Regions from separate parts of the Homo sapiens genome. Here region 2 is linked to region 1. The links are chromatin contacts, found by Hi-C or POLR2A ChIA-PET in ENCODE. All regions are on one chromosome and are shown on one strand. The core of a region is the stretch at or near the end of the contact, and the rest is flanking DNA. Distances in the headings are between cores, read along the strand shown. Region 1 overlaps UBE2E2 (ubiquitin conjugating enzyme E2 E2). Region 2 overlaps UBE2E1 (ubiquitin conjugating enzyme E2 E1).

Region 1 (5,600 bases), core at 3,013-5,512:
CTTTGATTTTCAAATCGCAGTACTTGAGGGCTGTTTGGTGGTGAGCATAAAGTCAGCTGTTGGTCTAAAGGAAAGAGAATAAAATTGTCAAAGTTCATGGTGGCAGCCATCGTCATCATGTATTTACCTGTTTGTCAGTAGTTTCAAGTTGGAGACCAAACAGACAACGAAGAATGTGATCATCTTACTTCTAGGCAATTTTAGCACAGCGGCAGGCTCACCAGCAGAGTGTGACCTCTCACTGCCCCTTTGTACAACTACGGATTAAGGAAAAGAATCTTGGTTGGTGTTTCTCAATGTGCTCAGAGGCACCAATTGTAAAGCATCTGTTACTTTTCTGTTGCATAGCTTGACATGATTTCTCAGGAGGTCTCAATTTCCTGTAAACCAGGATGTGATTGTCATCCTGAACTCTAACCTCCTATCTAATTTTTAAAAAGATGGATGAGGGTCATGTTAAGGGGAAGGAGGGGATGCTGTGAGACGGGGGCTGGGAGTCACACAGCTCTAAAGGTTGCCAAGGTTAGTGGGTAAGGTTTCCTTCTGTAACCAGAAGTGAAAACTCTGACACTGGGCATTCTGGAATAATTGGGGTTGGCCCCCACTTTGACTGTATGGATTTATAAACAAGAGAGATCGGTGGTTACCACATCTCCCCCATTTTCCTGTGTGGGTCCCATGTTTAAAAATTCACACGTTCCTTTTGAGAAATCCTCTCAAAAAGCTTATTAGTCTTCAGACTACTCCTGTTCCTTCACAGAAAGACATACATACCTTAAGCCATGTTCAGAGATGTAAAGAAAGGCTGCAGTTGGTTTAAATCCCTCAGAGGCCTTCAGAAGCAGGAAATGAATGAAGAGGCCTAGGTGTGGAAGCCACAGAGAGGGGCAGGGTTTTTCAGATAGAAGATCCCTTCTAAAGCCATCATTGTGCATCAAGGAAAACACTGTCCTTAAGTTAAATATTTCTATGGGAAAAACTGGTCCCAGGCATTGCCTAAGATCTTAACCTTGGTACTCTGAGCACAAAAGCTCATGTGACCAACAGTCTTGGTTTGTCCAGGACCAAGGGGTTCCTGAGACGTAAGACATTCTGTTTTAAGATAACCTTAACCCACATTACCAGTGCTCATGGGGGAACGTGAGAGTGAAAGGAATGTGAACATTCCTTCTACTTAACAGAGAATGAATGTTCCAGTTGGCTCCCAAGGTGGCGGCATGGATGTGGGGAAACGCATGGCTACCATGGAAGGTCCTCAGAGGCCAAGCTACTCTAAGCTCCTTGATGGTCTCAACTCCCAAAGATTCCAGATCTGATGTAGCTTAAAATGTTAGGGTTCAGAATATAACTAGGTCAGCTCTTCAATGCCTCTGAGGACAATTCTAGGACTAGCTGAGGTATAGGGTGTGCTCATTCGGCTCGCAGTCCTGGTCCACATATGAAAGTGTTCTGTACAGTAAGGACATTTTGACAGTTACAAAGCTACCTTGAAATAAAATGCAGGTGGTCAGGATATCTGGTAGGGCTTTTTGGGTGCAATTTCAACTGTTTTCAGTATTAAGTATGAAGACCTCTCTTTTTAAAGATACAGACATCAAAAAGTTGCCATGCCTGACAATAATTAACACCCCTCTTATTGCAGTACTGAGATGCAGAGAAGTTCAGGGGTTTTCCAACTGACCTGTTTCCCCATGGCTGATCAAATCTGCATGCAGTACCTCTAAGATCAGAATGCTGGTCCCTCCTGTTTGGTCTCCCATCTAATATCAAGTCCACATTTTCTTCAACATTTTTTTTTCCCATTTTTTGAAGATGGCAAAACCCCACCACCTAGGAATTGTGCTCCTCCTTGACTCTAAGACTGAATTATGCCAATTCATTTTTATGGTATGCCCTCATAGTCAAAGGAAAGGTTTATGTGGTTTTGTCGTTGACAGTAAGGGCTCTGGTGTCACATGCTTGAATGGGAATCTCGCTTTGGCACCTGGTTAGCTTTTTGCGACTGAGGGCCACCTACACCCTTAAAAGGTAGGCTGAGCTTTTATTAGATGACTTATTATAGCCTGGTATAGTACATCCTGAATACATATTATTTCCTTTCTTTTTAATTCCTAAATAAGTTTACGTGATGAACTTCTATGTTTACTTCCTAATCTTGGAATAAGAAGAAAAGACTGACTACTTCTGCAGTTGCTATCATCAGTGGATTCCTGTAGAACAGATAAAAATCTTCCCCTTGTTTGCAGCTTGATGACAAATTAAGGACACAACGTTTTGAATGATTTAAGATCAACAAATATAATCTCAAACCATTTCCTCAATAACCAATGGTCTTGCCTCAGTCAAGGATCTGCCAACATTTTATCTAACATAGCTACAAATACTATATCTAGCAGTAACTAGTGTGAAAAATTCAGCATTATTATGGTACAAAATAATTCCTAAATTTTAGAAATGTTATCCCTGTATTTTTAAGCTAAACAATTTTGTTTACTGAGTGTCAAATTACTCTTAAATCTTATTTTACATGCATTTTAAAAAATTTATTGGAATTGTATTGCCTGCTGCAATTACAGATTTCAAGTAAAATGACCATGTTATTTGAAATCTAGACTTCAGCTCTACTAAGTTTGTTGGTTTCTCTGGAGTTTCTCTAGCTTTTACATTTTGAGGGCTGTGTACATTTGTCATGAAGTATGAATAAATCATAAAGTTGGGGAGAGAAGTTTTACAGCCTCTTCATATCACAGATGGGCATTAAACCTAAAAATGGGTCACAGGAAAACAAACAGGTCAGTGACTAGAATTCCTACTAGAGTTGTTGTAATCTTTGGTTCCTAAATATCACAAATTTTGTTTTGTTTTTGAGACAGCGTCTTGCTCTGTTGCCCAGGCTGGGGTGCACTGGCGCAATTATGGCTCACTGCAGCCTCGACTTCCTGGGTTCAGGTGATCCTCTGACCTAAGCCTCCCGAGTGGCGGGGACTACAGGCGTGCACCACCATGCCCAGCTCATTTTTGTATTTTTTTGTAGAGCCTGGGTTTTGTCATGTTGCTTAGGCTGGTCTCGAAATCCTGGGCTCAAGCAATCTCTACCTCGGCGTCCCAAGCTAGGATTACAGGTGTGAGCCACCAAGCCTGGCCTAATAACACATTTTTAAATGGTCTGATGTACAAGTAGATGTGAAATGTGCAATGTAATATATTTATCACTTAAAATGTGTGTTGGCTGGCTACAGTGGCTCAAGCCTATATAATCCTAGCAGTTTTGGAGGCTGTGGTGAGAGGATCACTTGAGGCCAGGAGTTTGAGACCAGCCTGGGCAACACAGTGAGACCTTGTTGCTACAGACCAAAAAAAAAAAAATTTAATTTAAAAACTGCCTATAAAGATTGTCTTTAAAGTATTAGTATTATGGGTCTGGTTTAATCAGCCAAAAGTAGGGGAAAAAAGCAGTTTAATAAAATTTTATTTTCAATGGTTCAATGCCTTTAGTGCTGAATTTTAAAATCTGAAGTAAAAATAAAAAACTTTGTGGTGAGAAACTGTAGGCAATTAAACATTCTGAGCAACTTTCCAAAAATCAGTGTTGTACCATATTGAATTTATTTTATGTTAAAGAAAGAAATGACACATCGTTATTTGTTTTTCATCCAGCCCCCAGTCTATGTTGGTCTGTGTCAGGGATTGGCAAACTACAACCCATGGGCCAAATCCCATGCCTATGGTGGTAAATAAAGTTTCACTGGAATATAGCTCTGCCCAATGCATTTATGTACTGTCTGTGGCTCCCTCTACTACAACTAGAGGGTTGAGTAGTGCATCAGAGACCATACAGTGCCCTGCTATGCTGAGAAATGTTTTTAAATAAAATGAATGGTAAAATCGTTATTAAAAAGACAAAAAATATTCTCAGGTATTTTGGTTTAGAAGTGGCATTTGCAATATTTAAATATATTTTCTTAGGATTTATTTTTAACTAGTTAAAAACAACAAAAACTGTATCTTTTGAATCAGGCATTTTAAATGTTAAAATATTTAGAGGTGGATGACTTATGCTTATAAATCCTGCTTTTCAGCAGTGAAGGTGTTAATGGTTCCTTAAATGAGACCAAGAGTATGGTAGGGTCTGTAACTGTATGGTGCAGCAGGAGTAGGAGTTTCCACTACGCTTTGTTACACTAATAACCCTGAATTATCAATCAGCAAGTCAGCGTGTTTTAGAAACTACACCACCCACGTTTCCTCTGCCTCCTATAGCTGCACACTAAAATAGCCTGAAGGTGAAGCCAGACAGACACCCTTGTCATTGAATGGGCTGACCGTGACCAATACAGTTGAGTTTACTTCTTTTGCTAAAATCATGGAGAAAAAAGAGCAGCAACAACAACAACAACAACAACAAAAATGAACAATACAAAGCTTGAGGGCAATCACTGTAACAATTTTGAGAGAAATAAAGTTGAAAGTGGCTGAACACAATGATTAGCTCAGACTTCACTTTCACAAGAAGGCTATTTTTGGAGTTACATATTTTAATTGTTGATAAAGAAGGCTGTAACAGAAAGAATGCCCAGTCAATATGTAAAATGATAGCAATTTACTATAACAACCATAAAATCATCAGGCTACTGACAGCTGGAGAAATTCCACATGCTAAGCAACTCAACTCCAAAGAAATATTAGAGGTTTGAGATGAAAAATACACTTGAACCTGTAATTGAATTAGACAAGCCTCACTGCACGTAGGGCTACAGCGGTCACCAGGACACAAAGCAAATGTCGGGTTACCAGAAGTGCAGTTATCAGCCACAGTGATTTATTGAGTGCTTTAATAATACAAGTGTACATCAACTGATCCACAGTCAAAAGTGGCAGGTCCCTAAGAAATTTACAAGCACTTTAAGTAAATCAAAATACATATTATTTTGTTCAATCCAACAGTCTTCTGCGGGAGGGACAGAAGGCTAGTGATAAACAGAGTCTCAGTAATGCACAGTGATTCTGATTGAAGCTTTTGTACAAAAACTTGTTCCCAGTAGCATGCACCCACCAATAAAGACTTCAGTACAAAAAATTAACCCTAAGCACTACATTTAAGTAGAAACGAGATATAATTCTGAATGTGTTTTCCCAAAGATCACATAAAAGAAAAAAAAATCAAAATCAAATAAACAACAACAAAAAAAACAAAACCACACAGTAATACAAAGCTTTGTAAGAAAGCTCTTACTATTACAGCTCCAACATTGTTTGCACTGAAAACAAAAGTTCCCATCTATGATGAGGTGGGAAAAAATCCCAAATCTTTCAAGTTAACAGAAATCAACAAGGGAATAAAATGAGAGATAAAAGAGAGCGTGGGAGAGAGGAAGGGGGGCAGGAAGAACTGGGATGGGAAGATGGACAACATACCATCACAAAATGGTTCCAAATTTAATAAAAATAGGAAAATAAGAACCGAGGTCTGGAGGGGTGGGCAGGGCTACCGATGCACTTGGTGAATGTGCTTGCACAGGTCCCGCGGGGCGGCAGGCAGCAGGCCCCTATGTGGCGTACCGCTTGGTCCACTGTCTGGCCATCCGGTCATGCTCTGCTCT
Region 2 (5,922 bases), core at 2,883-5,382, 270 kb before region 1:
TACACCAGTGCATTCCTCTCGACGTCCATCCACCTGTGTATTCCTTCGCCAATGTGTTTCTCTCGGCATCCAGCTTGTGTGTCTTCCTGCTAGGGTCTTGGGGTTTTTATAGGCACAGAATGGGGGCGTGGCGGGTCAAAGTGGTCTTGGGAAATGCAACATTTGGACGTGAAGGCTGGAGTGCCTGTCTTCACCTAGGTCTGTGGGCACAGGCCCGGGGGTGGAGCCCTCGCCAGGGACCCACCCTTCTCCTCCCAGCACTTCCCTGTCTCCCTTCCGTATCAGGAGTGAGGTAACAGAAAACTAGTCACTGTCTTCAGAAATAGGTAACTCCAAACACTGAAAACATCAAACAATTCAGAAACAAGAAGCTACTTAGAGCCTTCAATAAGTGAAGCAGAGAGCCTAATTAAAGAGGCTATAGGAGGTCTAACAACCTGGACAAGAGCACTGGCAATGGAAACAAAATTGTCTCTGGGGAAATCATAACTACTTCATAGTAACAATACTAAAGAGTTATCAATAAACCACAGATCCTCCGAAGGCATCAACACATATACAAATAAGATGTCTACATTCTACCTTTAAGGAGCAGAAGGGAATGCAAACTGTCTTTTTCTGGCCTGTGCAGTCTCCCTGCGGTATTGTTAAATAGACATCCCAAGCATCACTCCAAGCATGGCTGTGTAGCATTTGGTGCAGTCATCACTTACTAAATAAATAAAATGTGACTTTACATATATATATCTCCTTGTCTGTTTATATATTAACATTTCGAAAAACAATCAAATCATGTACCTTCATTTTAGTTCAAAGAATGTTCACCATTAGTTACATCCCTAGTGAATTCATTTACTATTATATGCAATAGTTTAAATATAGTGTACATGCTATTTTAGGTACTACCTAGTTTTATTTCAAGAAGTTAAAAAATAAGGCTTCATATTCTTTAAAAAACACCATTTTGATGTTTATGGCTTATAGCAAATAAAGAGGTAAGTGTATGGGAAAGAAACACATTTAAGCAAAATGAATACTTTTAGTCAGTTCACTTGATACGTTGGTTGGGTTGTGCTTGTTGTTAAGAGCCAGGACCCACAGCTTTAGATACAAGGCACATTCAACACCACGTAAGCATGAGGTAAGATAGTATCAAGATAAACTCATAGGATAGCCACTTTAATACAGTCCATTTCTGACTACTAATTGTACCTCTCTCAGAATTTTGTTAACTAAAGTCATTGTTGATGTTTGGCCATTTTAGTGTTTTGTTAATGTGCGCTTCCATTAACAATGAGCCCCACAAAGCCACAAGGAAGCATACCAGCTAAAACATTGCTAAAAAGGTAAAACCAGAGCGCTAAAGATTTGTCTAGCCGAACAGCTAATTTAGTGAGGTGCAGTCACCAGCATCAAAGGAGCAGTAGTGGCAGCAGAGTCTCAACCCTACAGAAACCTGAGCGGGTCAGAACGTTCATCTTCATCTAGCCAAGGTGAAAGCACCCAGAAACCAAGGACAGACAGCTGTGAGAGCAAGCTGGCAGCAAAGGGCTGAGCTCTGAATTTCAGTCTGGTAGAGCAAAATGATTTTCTCCTTCAGCAATGTCAGAAGAACCATCCCTTATTTCAAGACATCCTTACACATCTGCTGTGTGCAAAACCTGCACACAGGACGTGGTTCTGAACTGCTTCTTCAAAACAAAGTAAATGAAAATTTCAGTGGCTCCAGCAGTCGGGACTGTTAGGCATGAAACAATGAGAGTACGAAATAAATCCTTATATGCTTTATAATAATATAATAAACCAATAAAAATACATATTCATACTTAGTATTTGTTCAATACTATGCTAGGTACCAAAGAATTTTGCCTGCTGGATGGGCAGGTTGAGGCCAAATCATTAAGGGCTTTAAAAACCAGGGAAGACAGTTTACCCTCAATGAACTGGGTAAGGCAAAGCCACAGCAAGTTCTTCAACACCATTTTGGAGAGAATATCTCTGTTTTGCATTAGAGGAAACTGAGGCCCAGAGACTTTAAGTAATTAACCTTAAGGCCATTCAGCTGCTAACTGGCAAAGACTGGACTCAAATCTCTGTATTACAAAGGCCACTCCATTTGCTATGGCATGGCCAACTGTTGCTCAGGTGAGAGAAGCTTCATTTGGGCTAATGTTTCTGGATGAAGAACCTGGTAAGCAGACACTGGTAAGCAGATAGATATGGGTCATCCACATGGATATCAAAGTCACAAGGGTGGGAGCAGGTAATATGGAGAGTCATGGGGCATGTGCTCAGGTGAAGTGAGGAGGTAGCAGTGTTGGAGATGGAGGAAAATTTCCATGCCTCATACCTCCCTTAAGGAGTAAAAGAAAGCAAGAATTTAACAAGAGAGTGAAAGAACAGCTGCAGGCACATTACTCTCTGGGAAGATGAAAAGTAGGTCAAGGATTAAACATCACTTCCTCTCAACCAGCTTCCACGGGCAGAGCAGAAGGATCTGGCCTCAGGCAAAGGCAGGCTGAACTAGAGCTGGCACTAGATATTGTTTGGCCAGGAGTGTTTAGTGAGGTAACTGGTAGTAAGTTTAGACTAGCAATCAGTTCCATTTAATGAATATGGCAAAATTCTAGTAAGATACACAAAAATGGTAAATAATTAATGCCTTTTCTCATAAAACTACCAGCCAAATTGGGGGGTGGGGGACTGTCCAACAATAAATGATTAAAATACGAGGTATTTGATATGAGGTAAATTGTTAAAGACGAGCTCAAGTGAGGGTGGCTTAGAAATGGGCCCAATATAAAAATTTCCTATGGGCAACCCTCCTCTCCCTCACATGTAAGCAGATAGCATGCCAGCTTTCAAGCTCCCTTTCTTTTACTTGTGAGAAAGTGGGGAGGAGGGAGGACAAGTATTTAGGACAAGTTTCTCAAAAATGAATAGCTTCAGTGCTGCAGGTCAGTTGTTCTTACACACGAGTGGTAAGAATAAGAGAAAGCATTACATTTTTTTCATAAATTTTAATTTACTCAATATAAAGGTTTGTCTTCCATTGTCATAAAGTTCCTGGCCGGGCGCAGTGGGTCACTCCTGTAATCCTAGCACTTTGGGAGGCCAAGGTGGGTGGATCATCTGAGGTCAGGAGTTCAAGACCAGCCTGACCAACATGGCGAAATCCTGTCTCTACAAAAAATACAAAAATCAGCTGGGCGTGGTGGTGCATGCCTGTAATCCCAGCTACTCGGGAGGCTGAGGCAGGAGAATTGCTTGAACCCAGGAGGCAGAGGTTGCAGTGAGCCGAGATCATGCCATTGCACTCCAGCCTGGATGACAGAGCGAGACTCCATCTCAAAAAACAAATAATAAACTTCTTCATATTTTGTGATTAAAAAGTATCCTCCCTTTTATAAAATGCTGACGACAGTAAACAATGACTTTTTTTCAATGTCCTTGCAAAACAAAATAAAATTAGTAGCCCTATGTCTGCCCTCTGCATTGAAATCCAGAATTTACACTGTAGGTAACAGCTTCTATAGCCCCAAGTGGTATCTGCCATAGAGCCTTCGCAGGGAAAGCGCCTGAGGTTTAACTAGCTCAGTACCTCTCAACTGTCCTCAGGCTCCCAGCCTCTTAAGAAAGACTAGCTAAGGTCAGCCAGGCCAATATGGTGAAACCCCATCTCCAATAAAAATACAAAAATTAGCCAGGCACGGTGGCATGAACCTGGGTGACAGAGGTTGAACCTGGGTGACAGAGGTTGCAGTGAGCCGAGATCGCACCACTGCACTCCAGCCTGGGCAACGGAGCGAGACTCTGTCTCAAAACAAAACAAACAAAAAAGACTAGCTAAGGTCATTGCTACCATCTCATAGCCTACTGGCACCTCTGTCACTCAGACTCATTCCTGAGGAGCACACGCTGGGAACCATTTCCATAAGCACAGAAGGTTCATAAAGAGGCAGAGCACAACAGCTCTTGGAGTTGCCCACAGACAGCTTCCAAACCACAAGCAAGTCCTATCTCACCAGGCTGACACCACACCAATGAGACAAATCCTTCACAAGTGGCAGGAGAAGTGAAACTTCTGTATGTCAGACTATTTCCTAAATAAATTCAGTGTAACGTGACTCGACAGGCATACATCTCCAGTCTGACAGGCAACCCAAAAGTGTATGTTTTGGAAAATAACATCTTAAAAGTACTGAATGTGTTCTTTATAAGGACTTCTCAGTTGTCTTGGTATTCCTTGCTACCTCAACTTCAATTCTTCCCACATGAAAATTTCTATTTTCACTCCTCTCTTCTTTCATTTCACAAAAATGTGTGCTTCTTTCTAAGATAAACATGTGGTCTTTACCTAATTCCTCTTTTACTTTAACAGTGAATAGAACACTTGGTTACAAAAAGTTCAAACTTTCCTATGCAGAAAGAAAAAAAAAACCACCAGACTCTAAAACATACTCCTGAACACCTCTACCCCTCCAGGCTGCTGGGCCAGCTTTCTCCTGCCCTTCAGTGCCAATTTCCTGATGCTTCTCCTAAATACACACAGATCCCTCTACATGTGATTCAGTCCTACTTTACCTCAACATTCCACAGTAAACTAGTCTCAAAAGTCACCAAAGACCTGCCAGGCTCAAAATTAAATGGCATTTCTCATTCTCTCTCTTTTTTTTTTTTTTTTTTAAGAGACAGCCTAGCTCTGTCACCCAGGCCGAGTGCAGTGTTGTGATCACAGCGCACTGCAACCTCAAAATCCGGGACTTAAGTGATCCTCCTGCCTCAGCTTGCCAAACTGCTAGGATTATTGAGGTGATCGGCTGCACTCAACTCCATTTTTTTCATCAGCCTTTTTGTCAAGGACTGATGAGCCCTGCCTTCTGGAAACATTCTTGATAATCATGACATTAATTTTCTGATTCCCCTCTAACCTCTGAACTCCCCTCTCACTTTTCTAAAGCGCTTTCTTTTCCTGCTAATCTGTCAGGGCCCAGAAACAAATCAACAGGAGTTCCCATTGGAGTGGTATGAAAAGAGAGATGCATTTCAGGGAAGGGTTTAGATACGTGAGGTCCATAGTGGCTTTACTAAGCATTAATGGGTGATGAAAGGGAGAAAGCAAAGTCACAATCCGATACAAATCTAGAAGAAAATCTTAGTTTGTTGATTTAACAGTTGTTGGTCCTTGGCAATGTACCAGGAAAATAATGCCTTACTACAAAGCAATGACTTCCAAACCATACTCCAGATGGGGAGAGAAGGCTAATGTTTTAAACGTCTGTCTTCCCTGAAATCTGTTTTAAGAAAGGGTTAACACTGCTTTTTAAAGCTTTAAAAGTACACTTAACAGTATGATATAAGAAACCACAGCTGGGCTCATGCCTGTAATCCCAGCATTTTGGGAGGCCAAGGTGGGTGGATCACAAGGTCAGGAGTTTGAGACCAGCCTGGCCAATATGGTGAAACCCTGTCTCTACTAAAAATACAAAAAAAATTAGCAAGGCATGGTGGTACCTGCCTGTAATCCCAGTTACTCGGGAGGCTGAGGCAGGAGAATTGCTTGAACCCAGGAGGTGGAGGTTGCAGTGAGCCGAGATCATGCCACTGCACTCTGGGCTACAGAGCGAGACTCTGTCTCAAAAAAAGAAAAGAAAAGAAAAACCACACAGGGAACTTAAAAAATCTGAACAGCATGCAAATTCCAGTTCAGTCCTCAGTTTCCTCATCTGGAAAACACAGCTAATGCTATTCCACATACCACACCTCACGGAACTGAACCTTGAAGGAAATAAGCTATGTAAGTGCCTTTAAGCCCTAAAGCACTACTTCTTTTTTTTATTTTTTATTTTTATTTTTTTGAGACGGAGTCTTACTCTGTCGCCCAGGCTGGAGTGCAGTGGCATGATCTTGGCTCACTGCAAG

The links. Hi-C counts contacts between places; a loop is a spot of excess contacts on that map. ChIA-PET counts read pairs that join two places held with the same protein, here RNA polymerase II (POLR2A). Pooled maps may share reads with other maps.
Region 2: a loop to region 1 is called in a map with no recorded cell type, with 5 times the contacts of the local background. The contact joins two enhancer-like sites. A Hi-C loop is called at or near these places in 4 of 37 single-sample maps with no recorded cell type and 3 of 50 pooled maps. POLR2A ChIA-PET finds 5 or more read pairs at or near these places in 2 of 52 experiments (A673 and MCF 10A).

What each region holds. Positions count from the first base shown.
Region 1 is chr3:23,589,778-23,595,377 of GRCh38, reverse strand. It overlaps UBE2E2 (ubiquitin conjugating enzyme E2 E2), which reads right to left. Exons shown (of 6, transcript NM_152653.4): 6 at 3,584-5,600. The coding sequence ends at 5,547. Among named protein-coding and RNA genes, the nearest start is that of UBE2E1, 210 kb to the left of the region's middle. RefSeq lists enhancers at 1,347-1,456, 1,477-1,526, 5,093-5,592. Within about 2 kb of position 4,262, at least 2 of the 41 ENCODE cell types and tissues checked have a DNase peak (open chromatin) inside an H3K27ac peak, as active enhancers do.
Region 2 is chr3:23,855,766-23,861,687 of GRCh38, reverse strand. All of the region lies in intron 3 of UBE2E1 (ubiquitin conjugating enzyme E2 E1), which reads right to left. Among named protein-coding and RNA genes, the nearest start is that of UBE2E1-AS1, 52 kb to the right of the region's middle. RefSeq lists an enhancer at 4,071-4,200. Within about 2 kb of position 4,132, at least 5 of the 41 ENCODE cell types and tissues checked have a DNase peak (open chromatin) inside an H3K27ac peak, as active enhancers do.